Regions from separate parts of the Homo sapiens genome. Here region 2 is linked to region 1. A link is a loop called in an ENCODE intact Hi-C map of the cell type or tissue named here. Cell type or tissue: breast epithelium. All regions are shown on one strand.

Region 1 (8,000 bases):
ATAGTTTCAGTAGAAATGGTGCCAGCTCTTCTTTGTACCTCTGGGAGAATTCTCAGCTGTGAATCTGTCTGGTCCTAGGCTTTTCTTGGTTGGTAGGCTATTTATTACTGCCTCAATTTCAGAACTTGTTATTGGACTATTCGGGGATTCAATTTCTTCCTGGTTGAGTCTTGAGCGGGTGTATGTGTCCAGGAATTGATCCATTTCTTCTAGATTGTCCAGTTTACATGCATAAAGGTGTTTATGGTATTCTCTGATAATTGTATTTCTGTGGAATAAGTGGTGATATCCCCCTTATAATTTCTGATTATGTGTATTTGAATCTTATCTCTTTTCTTCTTTATTAGTCTAGCTAGTGGCCTATTAATTTTTTTAAAAAACCAGATCCTGGATTTGTTAATTTTTGAAGGGATTTTTGTGTCTCTATCTCCTTCAGTTCAGCTTTGATCTTGGTTATTTCTTGTCTTCTGCTAGCTTTGGGGTTCGTTTGCTCTTGTTTCTCTAGTCCTTTTAGTTGTAATGTTAGGTTGTTAACTTGAGATCTTTCTAGCTTTTTAATATAGGCATTTAGTACTATAAATTTCCCTCTTAACACTGCTTTAGCTGCATCCCAGAGATTCTGGTATGTTCTATCTTTATTCTCACTAGTTTCAAAGAACGTCTTGATTTCTGTCTTAATTTCGTCATTTACCCAAGAGTCATTCAGGAGCAGGTTGTTCAGTTTCCATGTAGTTGTGTAGTTTTGAGTGAATTTCTTAATATTGAGTTCTAATCTGATGGTGCTATGGTCTGAGAGACTGTTTGTTATGATTGCAGTTCTTTTGCATTTGCTGAGGAGTGTTTTACTTCCAATTATATGATCAATTTTAGAGTAAGTGCCATGTGGCAAAGAGAATAATGTATATTCTGTTGTTTGGGGACAAAGCCCACATTTTTTTTGCAAACTCCATCAAGATAAAAGGCAAGATTATTAAAAGCAGAGCTGTCTTGAGCTGTAGTGTTGGAGAAGAGATCCATGGTTATGAAAGCTTAGTGTGTCCACAAGGATAGGGAACAGGGAATTTTTTCTAGTAGTGGAATTGTTCTGTATCCTGTTTGTGGGGATGGTTTGTAGGGATGAACTTATACATGTATTAAAATTCATAGAAAGCACACACCCCCATGAAAAGTCCATTTTGTGGTATAATTTTTTAAAAAACAGCTGCTTCAACAGAAAAATTTTCTGCTATCCAATGTGGATGACATTGAAATTGACCCAAAAACTTAAAAGTAAAAATCTAGGCTATCTTTCCTTCTCTAGAACTGTATTTGGTCATCCCTAGGCACATGCTCTGTTCTTTGTGACAGCCAGGCCCACTGCTCCGAATCCCTGCACTAGGCAGCTCCTCCCATTCTAGAACCCTAATCTATTTATCAAAACTCACTTCCTCAATTTGAGGTTCTGCTCTCAGTTAATTGTGACAGTAGGCAGGGTTCAATAAACCCATCCTCACCATGTAAAGCTGTTAATAACCAAGAATAATTGAATGAGACAGAAATATCTGTCAGGAATAGGCAGATCATGGAGAATTGGAGGCAGGGAAGCTTTCACAACATCATTCACCTCGCTCCTTGTAGGTCCTGGCAATTCTGGCCTCAACATACACATAAGTCATCTCAGAGAGCTGTCATTCCTTTTCTTAAAAGTCTTCAGAAGAGTGAAGGAGGCTGTGCATGTATGGGAGCAAGGGCTCAATTTTGCTGTGAACTTAAAACTGCTTCAAAAAATAAAGTCTCTTTTTTTTAAGTCTTCACAGACTTCTCAGTATATATGCTGCATGGTAATTCTTTAGCATAGACTGGGCAAAGCTGACTATATTATTCAGTAGAGTAATAATAAAGTAACAACAGCAGGCTGGGTGCGGTGGCTCATGCCTGTAATCCCAGCACTTTGGGAGGCTGAAGTGGGCGGATCACAAGGTCAGGAGTTCAAGACAGCCTGGCCAATATGGTGAAACCCCATCTCTACTAAAAATACAAAAATTAGCCAGGCACAGTGGCAGGCGCCTATAGTCCCAGCTACTTGGGCAGTTGAGGCAGGAGAATCGCTTGAACCTGGGAGGAGGAGGTTTCAATGAGCCAAGATCATGCCACTGCACTCCAGCCTGGGTGACAGAGCAAGACTCTATCTCAAAAAAAATAAATAAATAAATAAAGTAAAATAACAATAGCTAGTATGTTTTGAACATTTATTATATGACAGGCACTGCTCTAAGTACTTCATATGTGTTATTGCATTTAATTTTCTAGCAATCTTAAGTGGTAGATACTGTTATCATCTCAATTTTGCAGGTGAGGAAACAGAGGCAAAAGCAGTGAAAGCAACTTGCTATGGTAGACACAAAGAAGTGCCACCCAGACCCCTGGTCAGACCTGGCCTTGTTGCCCGGCTGTGGGGAGGTGACCAATGCAGTGGGCCTTCTGCTGCCAGCTGTTCAGGTCAGCCCTAGATACAGAGCCCCTCATTAATGCCCTTCCTGGGCCGCACCACAGCACGCTTCGGAGCCAGGCCAGTGTATAAAGGTCTGGCCGTTTCAGTCCAGTGCAGGAGCACTGACTGTCTGGAGCTCCTGCAGGGCTGGCGCAGCTGCGTCGGGCCTGCATCTCATTTCCACCCCTTTCTCTGCCCAGTCCTGCTTCCGCCATTGGCCTGTCCTGTGTTGATCCTTAACAAACACCCTGCACCCCAAACTCTGTCTCAGCACTGGCTTTGGGAGGACCCAACCTATAGCACTTGCCAAGGGCCACAGAGCAGATAAGTCATGACCCTACAATTCAAACTCTGATGGTTTTATGCTCTTAAACACTATTGATATGCTGCCTCCACATAAAAAAACAAATCTAGAATTCTCCTATAGCAATGGTTAAAACTATTACTAGGAGTGTCTGAAATTTTTTCTTTAATTTTTAATAACAGCTTTATTGAGATATAATTCACATACCACAAAATCCATCCTTTTAAAGTATACATACAATTCAGTGTTCTTAGCACATTGGCAAAGTCGTGCAACCATGACTGCTATCGTATTCCAGAACATTTCATCACCTCAAAAAGACACCCTGTCCCCCTTAGCAGTCACTCCCCATTTGTCTTTAATTTTGGTCCACCTAAACGATAATTCATGTAGTTAATCTGTTCTTGCCAGCTGTGAAAGTTATCCACTGTGATGTAAGATACAAACTCTCCCAATTTCACTTCCTTTTAAAGTATTAAATCCATAAACATGTTCAAATGCTTGTTCCGTCATCTCACTCTTGGGAATTTATTCTAAGAAAAAAATGACAAAAGATGGGAGGAAAACGAAATGGTTTGTTGCAGCATAGTTTAAAAACTAAGAAACTGGAAACAAATTGCTGTCCATCGTGGGTGATTGTTTAAACTGTGGCACATAAACAACATGGAATACTGTGCATCTATCAAAGACTAAATAGCAAAAAGAAAAATGTTTGGTATAACATTAAGCATAAAAGCAGAAAATAAAATTGCATTTACAACTATGTAAATGATGTATGTATGGATACGGGTCAAAAGGAAATGGAGAAAAATGAAAACAGTTGCTGCAAGAGGATGTTGGAACTGTGAATTATTTTCATTCTTCTGAGTTCCTTTATTATTGTCAAAATGTGGTCTTTACAATAAATGAGAATTGGAGGGAAAACATGCATATATCTACTCTTGCCAGGAAAAATTCTCACTCATAAAGGGAGGTGGTATGACAGAAAATTATTGTTAAGGGCAAGTACTTTGGAGTCACCTGGACTTGGATTTCAATTCTGGCTCTGATGCTTCTGAGATGTGACAATAGGCAGTAGCCTAATTCTGTAAGCCTAACTTTCCACAAATGTTAACAGGGGCTGATACAGTCATACATGACCCCATGTGGCTGTTGTGAAGAGAAGTGAGATGGCGGAGCCCAGCCCTCCTTTTTTTTTTTTGAGACAGAGTCACCCAGCTGGAGTGCTGTGGTGAATCCTGGCTCACTGCAGCCTCGACCTCCTGACTTCCTGGCCTCAGAGAGCACCACTTATTAAATGGTAGTTACTGCTATTTTTGTTGCATAGGTAACGGTGATTAGAGTGATGGTGGTGGTACCGACAAGGGGACAGGGAATGGAAGCTTTTATGAGAATACCATTAACACTGAAAAAAAAATAGAATGACAGTATAATTTTCTACTGAATACACAGGTGGAGGACTTTCTATCATCTCTACCAATTGATCAATTCAGACCAAGTAAGCATTGCTTCAAAGGAGAGTTGGGTTGGGGGTGCATCACTCCTTAGCTGGAGATACAGAGAAATCTATACCTACAAGATCCTCAAGGTGTCCTTGTTGAAAACTTCATCCAAGGAACTCAAGTACTGCTGGATTTGTGTGACTCATCTTACGAACGAATACAAAGGCCTATTAACTATTCTATGGTTGTCGTCATTGATATATTAACAAAGAGTCTGTGTGGGATACTAAGAAAACCCCGTTCATGTCTTTGTCTTCCCTGCTGGTCTGGATGAGCTGTCCTCTCCCCTGAGGCCCTTCCTGCCTTTGCACACAAGACACCATCCCTGCTGGTCCTGCCCACACAAAGACTCAGGAAGTTCCTCTTACTCTTGCATCAATTTGCGCTCACCCCTCCCCAGCATATAGATGTGCTGTCGTGTCTCCCACCTTAATAAAAAACAAAAATTCTTATGTGATTCCACATCTCTTTCTAGATACAGACCATCTCTCCTTTCCCCTTTACAGAAAAACTCCTTGAAAGAGAATAGCAGGATGCTGAAAAGTACTGAAGCTGGGTGATGGGAATACGTATATTATTCTTGCTACATTTTTTAATTTAGAAAGACTATTGAGCTGTAATTGACAAACAATAAACTGTATATACAATTGGCCCTCCATATCCATGGGTTCTGTATCCATGGATTCAACCAATTCAGATCAAAAGTATTTGGAAAAAAATGGATGGTTGCCTCTATACTGATCATGTGCAGATTTTTTTCCCTTGTCGTTATTCCCAAAACAATACAGTATAGTAATGTAGCATTTACACTGTATTTGGTACTATAAGTAATTGATACGGTTTGGCTGTGTCCCCACCCACCCAAATCTCATCTTCAATTGTAGCTCCCATAATTCCCACATGTTGTGGGAGGGACCTGGTGGGAGATCATTGAATCATGGGGGCAGCTTCCCCCATACTGTTCTTGTGGTAGTGAATAAGTCTCACGAGATCTGATGATTTTATAAGGGGTTTCCTCTTTCGCTTGATTCTGATTCTCTCTTTCCTGCCACCATGTAAGACGTGCCTTTCACCTTCCACCATGATTGTGAGGCCTCCACAGCCACGTGGAACTGTGAGTCCGTTCTTTTTCTTTATAAATTACCCAGTCTCGGGTATGTCTTTATCAGTAGCATGAAAACGGACTAATACAGTAATCTTGAGATGATTTAAAGTATATGGGAGGATGTGTGTAGGTTATATGCAAATGGAATTTGGTATCTTTGAGGGTCCTGAAATCAATCCCCCTTGGGTACTGAGGGATGACAGTATTTTGTATGTACAGTGTAATAAGTATTGGCACATGAATATGCTTGTAAAACCATCATCACAATCAAAATAATGAACATATCTATCACCCTTGGAAACTTTCTAGGGCCCCTTTGAAATCCCTCCCTCTTGCCCCTCCTTCCCAGACCACCTTTCTGTTGTTATACATGCATTTGCATCTTGTAGAATTTTTATAAGTGAAAATCATACAATATGTACGTTTTTATTTGCCTTGCTTGTCTCACACAGCATAATAATTTTGAGATTCATCCATGTTGCAGCATGCCCCAATAGTTCCCTCCCTGTTATTGCTGAGTACTATTTAAATATACCACAGTTTGTTTATCCATTCACCTGCTGATAGACATTTGGGTTATTTCCAGCTTGGGTCTATTACAAGTAAAGCTTCTACGAACATTCAAATACACGTCTTTGTAGAGACATATGCTTTCATTTGTCCAGGCTAAATATGAGAATGGAATAGCCAGATCAGATGACAGGTGTACATTTAAATTTTTAAGAAACTGCAAAACTGTTTTGCAGAGTATTTGCACAGTTTTATATTCCCACCAGCAGTGAATAAGAGTTCCAGATCCTCCACATCCAAACAACACTTAGCATATAGTCAGATTTTTTTTATTTTTATCATTCCAGTAGGTGTGGTTTCTCCTTGTGGTTTTAATTTGCATTTCCCTGAGAAATTACTTAATGGGTACAATACACATTATTTGGGGACGGATATTGTAAAAGCTTTTACTTCACTGCTATGTAATGAATGCATATAACAAAATTGCACTTGTGCCTGTAAATTTATACACATAAAAAATTTTGCATTTCTCTACTGACTAATGAAGTTGAGCATCTTTTCATGTGCTTATTTGCCATCCACAGGCTTTCTTTGAACAAGTGTCGTTCAAATCTTTTGCTCATTTTTTAATTGAGTTGTTTGCTTTCTTATTGTTGGCTTTTGAGAGTTTTTTTTAATATCATAGATACCAATCCTTTAACAGATATGATTTTCAAATATTATCTCCCAGTCTCTTTATTCTCTTGAGAGCGTCTCTGAGATATATATATACAATAGAATATTATTTAGTCCCAAAATACTGTTTATGGCAAAATAGATTAATCTGAAGGACATTATGCTAAGTGAAATTAACAAGCACAGAAAGACAAATATTGAATAATCTTACTTATATGTGGATCTAATAAGTTAAATTCATAGACATAGAGAATAGAATGATGGTTACCAGAGGTTGAGGTGGTAGGGTGGTGAGGATGCAGGGAATGAGGAGCTGTTAATCAAAGGGCACAAGTTTCAGACAGACAAGGGGAATAGACTTTGAGATCTATTGCACAGCAAAGTAACCAGAGTCATAATAATGTGTTATATATTTCAGAATAACACGGTAAATTTCAAATGTCTCACCCTAAAAAATGACAGTAAGCAAGGTGATGGACATGTTTAATTAGCTTGATTTAATCATGTCATATTGTATACATATATCAAGGCATCACATTGTACCCAATAAATGTATAAAATTAAGATCTGTCCATCAAAAATAATATTAGTAATAAAATTTTAACTAAAAAAATTAAAAGCAGAATTTTTAATTTGGGTGAGTCCAATTTATCAATATTCTTTTTATGCCTAGTGCTTTTGATGTCCTATTGAAGAAATTTTTACCAGAGAAATTAAAGAGCTAAATGAATGGAGAAATACACCTTATTCATGGGCATGCACGTATATGACTCAATATTGTTGATATGTCAGTTAAATCTATTGATCTACAGATTTAAGAGAATCCCAATTACAATCTTAGCAAAGTTTTTAATATAAATTGAAAAGCTAATTCTAAAATTCACAGGGAAATTAAAGGACTTGGAACAGCCCAAACAACTTTTAAAATGGAGAATGAAGTTGAAGGGCTAACACTACCTGATTTGAAGGTTTATTATAAAGGTACAGTAATCAGGACAGTGTTATCTTGGCATAGAGATAGACAAATAGGCTAATGAAACAGAATAGAGAGAACAGAATTATTTCCACAAACGTGGGTGATTAATTTTTGACAAAGTTAAAGGAAATTCTGTGGAAAAACAATAGTCTTTTCAGCCAATGATACTGAAACAATTAGATATCCATTTGCTGAAAGAAAAAAAAGAACTTCAATCTATACCTGTATCTATGAGCGCCATGGCTCATGCCTGTAATCCCAGCACTCTGGGAGGTCGAAGCAGGCAGATCACCTGAGCTCAGGAGTTTGAGACCAGCCTGGGCAACATGGTGAAACCCCATCTCTACTAAAAATACAAAAATTAGCCAAGCGTGGTGTCGCACGCCTGTAGTCCCAGCTACTTGGGGGGCCGAGGCAGAAGAATCCCTGGTACCCAGGAGGCGGAGTTTGTAGTGAGC
Region 2 (8,000 bases), 260 kb before region 1:
AGCATATAACTCAAGCTAAGTTGATACTTACTCTGTTTCTTGTTCTCACAAAGCTGAACAAAATATCTGCATACAAAGCAGGGCAAAGAGCTTTCCTGTATGTTGAAAAGTTTGTTTTCATAATTTCAAAGGCAGCTGGCCTATAGCCATTACACCAGGAGTATTTATTATAAGGAATTACGTTAGTTAAAATTTTTTGTTGTAGAATGTTGTTTGTTCACCTAAACCCACTAACAATGGTAAGTGCAATATCCGCTTAGGTCAGGAGTTGGGGAACTTTGTCTATAAAGGGTCAGATAATAAATATTTTTGGCATTGACACTGCCACTGTAGCATGGAAGCAATCATAGGAAATACACAAATGAGTGGGCATGTCTGTATTCTCTGTTATTTTCAAAACAGGTGGCAGGCTGGGTTTGGCCAGTGCGCCACAGTTTGCCAACCACTGATTTAGTTGATTCTTCCGAACCAGTCCCCTCAGTTTGTGAATTTATTTCTCTAGTGACCATGCCCCCTTCCCTGCCTTGGCCACTCTCACGCTCATATCCTGAGCTGTGATCAAACCATTATCAATAACTGCCACCCCCGACAACCTCAATTATATCTGCCCACTCTGGGGCCTCCACTTTTTATCTTTTTCATTCACTCCCTCTAGGACCCAGACTCAGATAGTCCTTTGACCCTGTGAGGTCCTTCAATACACAGCTCCTGCCATCTCTACACTGTCCTCCACCTACCTGATGCCCTCTGTCCTCTGTCCTCTCCCACAGCTCTTAACCCCATGGGAATTCACTGTAACCTCGCCCCCCACCCGTACACCATCAACTCCCTTGCCCCCTGGCTTTGTCACACTCTAGACAAAACCACAACCCTCACTAAAGCCAACTCTCCACATACCCTGCAGCTGAATGGGACTGGAGGAAATCCCCAAGCCCTGTTGGCAGGCCACCCCTTAATTCATCATCATAAATCTCAGATGGGCACTTTTTGTACCCCTTCCCTAATCCAGTCACCCTCCCACTCTGATTTCACCTCTTCTCTCTCTACAAACCACCAGCGTCTCCACGAGCACAAAGCCCAGCCCCTGACAGGGGTTATCATTTCATCATAAATCAGAAGCTATCAGAATAAAACTTCCACAAACACTGGCTGATCGGCCTTAACCACACCTCCTTCCCTGAACACACACCTGCTGAAGGCTGCTGCTTCCCTTGTGTGCTAAATCCATGGCCTCTTACCACTCCAGCAATTCCTACATGCACTCCAGGGTCTCTGCCGAGTTGTTATTATTATGAATATTCAAACAGCTACTATTTCTCCTATCTGTCTAATCCATCCATTGCATCCATCAACCTATCTATCCATCCATCAATTTTTCCATCGATCCATCTAGATATCCCTCTATCCACCTGTCTATCTATCCATCCATCCATCTCTCCATTTATCCATTCATCTGTTTATCCATGTATTCATCTATCTATCTATCTATCTATCTATCTATCTATCTATCTATCCACTTATCCATCTATCTATCCATCTATCCCTCTATCCACCTATCTGTCTGTCTATCCATCCATATATTTATCATCTATCCATCCATCTGTTTATTCATCTATCTGTCCATATATCCCTCTATCCATCCATCTATCCATCCATCCATTTATCCGTCTATCTGCGCATCTATCCATCTATCTTTCCATCTGTCCCACTACCCATCTATTTATCCATCCATCTGTTTATTATCTATCTATCTATCTATCTATCTATCTATCTATCTATCTATGTATTGATCTATCTATTTATCCATCAATCCATCTGTTTATCCATCCATCCATCCATCCATCCATCCATCCATCTCTCCATCCATCCATCCATCCATCCATCCATCCATCCATCTATCTCTCATTCTGTGTGGGAGCGGGGTGCATACCATAAGACACTGCTCTGAGGAGGACAAGAAGGTCAGGTAGAGTGCATTGTCTTCATCCAGTGGACAGAACCAGGGCAGGGGGATCAAAACTACAGCATAGCCACAAAGCAGCAGGATGGCCTGGAAACGACCCCAATCCCACTCTTCTAACTTTCCAAGCAGGTTCTGAAAGAACGTGAAGTCCAATCGTGCCAACTAAATTTGCTTTAAAAGGCAAAGAGCTTAGTCTGGTTTCCCACTACCTGGGGCCCATGCCCTGAGCCCAAGTCAGCCTGGAAGGAGAATTTAGATGCTTGTAAGAGAGACCTATGCTTTGTAAGCTCATCCACGTCTAAGCTTTTGAATTTTTCTTCCCATTTCCTTCTTGCTCTACTGAGCAATCTTCTGAAAAATCTCAACTGCCTTGGCTGAAATCAGTGGAAAAGGATACTTTTCTTTTTCAATATTTATACTGAAATAGCTCAGATGAGGCAAGCCCTTGGTGAGGCCAGGCATGGTGGCTGCTGGATTTGGGAGAACTTGACACATATGCAGATAGAAATTGAGGTGAAATGCAGGTGGGGACAAGGGAGGGGCTAGGAGAGGGCACCTGTATCAGCAGCAGCTTGAGTTGAGCTGCTTCCCAACCAGCCTGGCTTTCCCATGCTGGAAGGGGAAGGGCCTCTCCACTGCCCACAGAATTCCTGGAATGACTTTCCATGCTGGGAGAAATGAGGTGGGTGTTCACTCAGTGCCCTGTGCGTGGCATGGAGAGTGCTCTTGGAGGTCAGGTGGATACAGCTGGTCCCTGGGAAAATGGCAAAGGGGTAAGTTAACCTTTTTGGCACATAATCATGCTCTGCCCAAAACTGTGGCCATCCAGTGCCCACAGGCTCAAGGCTTCCTGCTGACTTGGGCGTCTTAGTATGGGAGCTCCCCTCCCCAAGGCCTGACCCAGCAATGCCCGTGTTCAGACTTTCCTAGGCCCTCAACCCTCTGGCTTCCCTCTTTTCCCACGTACATGGCTTGCTTTCTAATCTGCAACCATATTTTGATAAATACATCACAGGGTCAAATGAAATCCCCACCACCCGTTGTGTAAAACATTTGAATTGTTTGTAGATATGCCCAGTCTTGGAGAAAAAAATCAACTGTTGAGAATTTCTGGGTCATTTCCTCAGCACTGGATGTTCACTAGCAGATTTTAATCAACCCACACAGAGGCTTTGGAACTGTCATCTATGAATGTTACAGAAATAACAGAAATGGGCTTTCCGCTTCAGGGGTGGCCATCAGGGCCGGTAACCATGGTAATAACCAGAAGCACCCAAGCCACGTGGTGGATTCCTCTGGGCTCTGACCCGGGGGTCTTCATTTCTTGCACTCCCCTCCTGCTTTTATGTTTCTTTTACTGTCCTTTTTCCTCCTTCTTCTTGATTCCTTCCTGCACTCCGTACTCTGGAATTATTTCCAAAGGGCAGGAGCGTATCTGTGTCCCCTTGGTCCCCTAAGGCAGGCAGGCGTTTTTCTGCTTTGGTCCCTGCTGTGCCTGTAGTACTAGAACAGTGTCCAGCATACCACAGGAGCACGTTTGGTGAATGAATGAATGAATCAATCAATCAATCAATGAATCAGTCAGTCAATCAATCAATAAGGAGGCTAGCTGCCTGGGTACATAGTCACCATCATCACATTTAATACTCGCCAGGGTTACGGGTCAAAACCCGTGGGTTCTCCTGGCCTCACAGATGCATCAACAATGGGCAGTTTGGTTCTAGAATCTCATCCCTCCTCCAACAAAAAGCATTCATTGAGATGAAATAAAAGTGTCCCTTGTGACTCTACAGTTTCGGCTACCCTTCACTTCTCAGTCACTGTGAGCCAAGACCAGAGTTCTGACTCCTAGGAAGCCTCAGAGCTTGATGCAGCTTCCCGTCTGGGTTTCCAGAAACAACTGGGAGGCCAGTTGTTTTCTAGAGTTCTGTTTCCTCTGGCTTCACACCTATTCAGTCTATAAAAGTTGCTCAGCAGAAACCCCACCATCCCATCCCTATCTGTGGCTGTCGTAAAGGAGGCTGTCTTGAAGGCTGGGGGAGTCCTGCTGCCCTCCCACCTTCTGTTCCTGAGCTCTGTGCCTCCAGGCGGGAGGCAGCCCATACACCAAGGCAGCACTTGAGATCAGGTCTCCAGACATTCCCTGAACACCACTTGTGCACAAGCTCTTCTTTCTTTCTTTCTTTTGAGGCAGGGTCTCCCTCTGTCGCCCAGGCTGGAGTGCAGTGTTGCAATCTATCTCAGCTCATTGCAACCTTGACCTCCCAGGCTCAAGCAATCCTCCTACCTCAGCCTCCTAAGTACCTGGGACTACAGGAGCACACCACTATGCCTGGCTAACTTTTGGATTGTTTGCAGAGATGCAGTTTCGCCATGTCGACCAGGCTAATCTCGAGCTCCTGGGCTCAAGAAATCGGTCTGCCTCAGCCTCCCAAAATGCTGGGATTACAGGCATGAGCCACCACGCCAAGCCAGCAAGCTCTTGCAGCACAGAGATGAACGCCCCAAGGGGACACTTGGCCTAGTGATTGGCCAGATACTCCACCATGCACTTTTCATGAGTTTTCTCATTTAACCCTCGAAAGAACCCTCTGAGGAGTGACTGTTCTTAGCCCATTTCACAGATGAGGAAACTGACGCTTAGATAGGTTAAATGACTTGCCCCATGCCACAGAATTACTCAGCAGGGGAGTCAAAATGTGAACTCAAAGCTGACACTAAGCTGTGTTCTCTTAACATTCACAGGAACTCCGGGTGAGGACGACAAGAGCTGAGCTCGGGTGCTTGCCTTCTGCACTCTCGGGAGGAGGCACCAGCATGGGCACCCTTCACAGTTCGGGCCCCTCACTCACAAACGTCTGGCACATGGAAACAAGCTGGCAAAAAGATTGTTTTTTTCTTCTGTACTTTTTGTTATAAGCCTGTGGTGAAGTGTCCATATCTGGCATAAATGAATGTGAGTGGTCTTGGGAATCTAAATATAACATGTTTCTAAGTTACACACAGCATAAATGAGTGTTTATGAGTGGTCTTGGGAATCTAAATATAATACATTTCTAAATTACAACCAACCAACTTACAGGGGGCATTTTGGTCTTTAACCTGTTTATTAAATCAGACACTGCCTGAACTTTCCTCTGAAGGAAGAGAGGAATGAGTATTTACTGAATGCTAATTAAGTGCTACTCACATTACTGGAATGCTTCTCTCTGATCCACCAGCCCCAGGAGAAAGGCCCTGTCCTCATTTTGCAAGCGAGGAAATGGAGGCTCAGAGGAAAGGGTTTATCTTCCCCCTGGGCTCGGCAGAACCAACAGCCAGCCCCAACTCCACCCCAAAGCCTGGATGTGGCCGTGGCTCCAGAGTGGGCCGCCCCTTTCACCATCTGTGCATACTGGGTCGGAGCTGAAATCTGTGATCACCCTTCTGAGCCCTACCCCAAGGACACTGAATCATGTGGTCAGGCTCCCAGCTCAGCACAGCCCTGACTATCAGCTCCATGTGTTTAGCAGCCTGGCCCCAGAATCAAAGCCACTGTTGAGGACACTCAGTATGAAGGAGACCACTTCAGGCCAGTGACAGATTCTCTCCTGGACCAAACTCGACTGAGGCTCCCCTGAGCCCTCTTCTCAACTAGGCCTCAACCCTGGCCTAGAAAGACTTGGACAAACACTAGCATGGCTTCTCATAGCTCAAGGCCGCATCCCTAGGTGACCCCAGCCACCTTGGGTGTCCTTGGGAGGCAATCCCAAGGACACACAAGGCTGCCAAACAAGTTTGCCATTTGCTCCAGCCAACACCCAGAGATCGGGCCCCTGTGCCCCAGTCTGTGAGGGAGGCTGTTAACAAACCCAGGTGGGTTTCTCATGGACCAAGCCCGCTCTGCTGTTTGTAGTTTTCCACTTCTCTGACCCCACTGAGCCCTGGTCACCCCTGCCCAATTCTCTCACTCTCCCTTTAAAACGCCCAGTCTCTACTGCACAAATCAAACTGGAGTTCAGTCTGGGCTGGGCCTTCTCCCTATTGCAATAGATATTACAATCCTTCTTTACCACTTAACTAGCATCTGGCTTGGTTTATTTTTGAGACCAACAGCTGGGGCAGGTGGAGCTGCCCCTCGGTGACAGTCCCTCTTAATACTCCACTGCCTACCCCACCCTCGCTGCTGTTCTGCTGCCTACACCTTAACACTGGCCCTCAGAACCACTCGACTCGCCCCCAGTTACCCGCAGCCTCCTGACTTCTGCCTCTTCCACAGCCCTTCCTGGATGTCCACTTCTCATTTCCAGGAGGAAAATAGGAGTTGCCTGAGTTGGGCTGAGGCATGAAATAGAAAAGTATTTGGGCCTGTTAAGTGTTCCGGATTGCTGAAATAGCCCATCCAAGCCCCACTCTTTCCTGAGTTTATTAAAGGAAGTGGGGAAAGCTCTGTGCTTTTCAGTCTAAGAGCTGGGTGCTGCAGAGAAAGGAGATGTTACTGGGAACACCGACCACCACGTCAAAGGTGCTACTGGGTCCCAGAAGCTTGGGGCAGCTTCTGCAGGGGTCAGTGCCTACCAGTGGAGAAGAGGACTCCAGTCGGGAAGGAAACAGAGCGGCTGGGTTCTTGGTCATCCTTGCAGGGGAGGAATTCTTCTTCACTTAGGTCTTAGCTGCCCAGTCTTCAAAACCACTTCAGGTATCTGCAGTGTACAGGGAGCCAGCTGGGAATTTCCATGGGAGTTGGGGGATTTCCAGATAGCATTTCCTCTTGAGCTGTGCATGACACTTGATAGGCCTAATGCTTTAAAAGTTTTCAGGAAAAGAGTCAGGTGTTCAGTTTTGTTAGGCATTATTTTACTTTGTGATGAATGTGTGGATGGCACACCCCAGCAACTGAGCCAAGCTTTTCCCTGTGGATTTGGGCAAGTACCTGTGAGTGTCAAGACTAAAGGGTGTTGATATAGTTTGTGTGTCTCTGTGTCCCCATCCAAATCTCACCTTGAATCGTAATAATCCCCACGTGTCAAGGGTGAGACAAGGTGAAGATAATTGAATCATGGGGGCAGTTTCCCCCATGCCGATCTCATGACCGTGAGTTCTCATGAGATCTGATGCTTTTACAAAGGGCTTCCCTCTTCGCTGTATACTCATTCTCTCTCCTGCTGCCCTGTGAAGAGGTGCCTTCTGCCATGATTGTAAGTTTCCTGTGGCCTCCCCAGCCATATGGAACTGTGAGTCAATTAAACCTCTTTTCATTATCAATTACCCAGTATCAGGTATTTCTTCACAGCAGTGTGAGAACAGACTTATACAGTAAATTGGTACCAAGAGTGGGGTGCTGCTATACTGGTACGGAAAAATGTGGAAGCAACTTTAGAACTCGGTAAGAGGCAGAGGTTGAAATAGCTTAGAGGGCTCAGAAGAAGACAGGAAGATGCGGGAAAGTTTGGAACTTCCTAGAGACTTGTAGAATGGCTTTGACCAAAATGCTGATAGTGATATGGACAGTGAAGTATAGGCTGAGGTGGTCTCAGATGGAGATGAGGAACTTGTTGGGAACTGGAATAAAGGTCGTGCTATGCTTTAGCAAAGAGACTGGTGGCATTTTGTCTCTGCCCTAGAGATCTGTGGAACTTTGAACTTGAGAGAGATGATTTAGGATATCTGGCAAAAGAAATTTCTAAGTGACAAAGTGTTCAAGAAAAACAGAGCATAAAAGTTTGGAAAATTTTCAGCCTGATGACGTGATAGAAAAGAAAAACCCATTTCCTGGGAAGAAATTCAAGCAGGCTGCAGAAATTTGCACAAGTAATGAGGAGCTGAATGTTAATCACCAAGACGATGGGGAAAATGTCTCCAGGACATGTCAGAGAACTTCACAGCAGCCCCTCCCATCACAAGCCTGGAGGCCTAGGAGGGGAAAATGGTTACCTGGGCCTGGCCCAGGGACCTGTTGCTCTGTGCAGCCTTGGGACTTGGTGTCCTGCATCCCAGCCATTCCAGTTTCAGCTGTGGCTAAAAGGGGTCGAGATCCAGCTTAGGCCATTGCTTCAAG

The links. Peaks named below come from ENCODE experiments on the same cell type or tissue, not always from the same donor. Only the 100,000 strongest peaks of a DNase experiment are listed, where the experiment ranks them.
Region 2: it touches region 1 in a loop (6-fold over the local background); 94 of 110 quality-filtered maps call a loop at or near these places.

Annotation. Positions count from the first base shown.
Region 1 is chr4:184,525,003-184,533,002 of GRCh38, forward strand. All of the region lies in intron 1 of LINC02427 (long intergenic non-protein coding RNA 2427), which reads right to left. Among named protein-coding and RNA genes, the nearest start is that of LINC02427, 8.6 kb to the right of the region's middle. RefSeq lists an enhancer at 4,188-4,713. In breast epithelium, no CTCF peak of the experiment used is centred here; a DNase peak (open chromatin) is centred at 4,589; H3K27ac peaks cover 1,123 bases.
Region 2 is chr4:184,269,301-184,277,300 of GRCh38, forward strand. LOC105377582 (a long non-coding RNA gene) reads right to left here. Exons shown (of 6, transcript XR_939552.3): 3 at 7,877-8,000; 4 at 6,521-6,746. It overlaps LOC105377584 (a long non-coding RNA gene), which reads left to right. Exons shown (of 2, transcript XR_007058414.1): 2 at 4,709-4,962. Among named protein-coding and RNA genes, the nearest start is that of MYL12BP2, 41 kb to the right of the region's middle. RefSeq lists enhancers at 4,453-4,502, 4,793-4,962, 5,900-7,099. In breast epithelium, no CTCF peak of the experiment used is centred here; no DNase peak of the experiment used is centred here.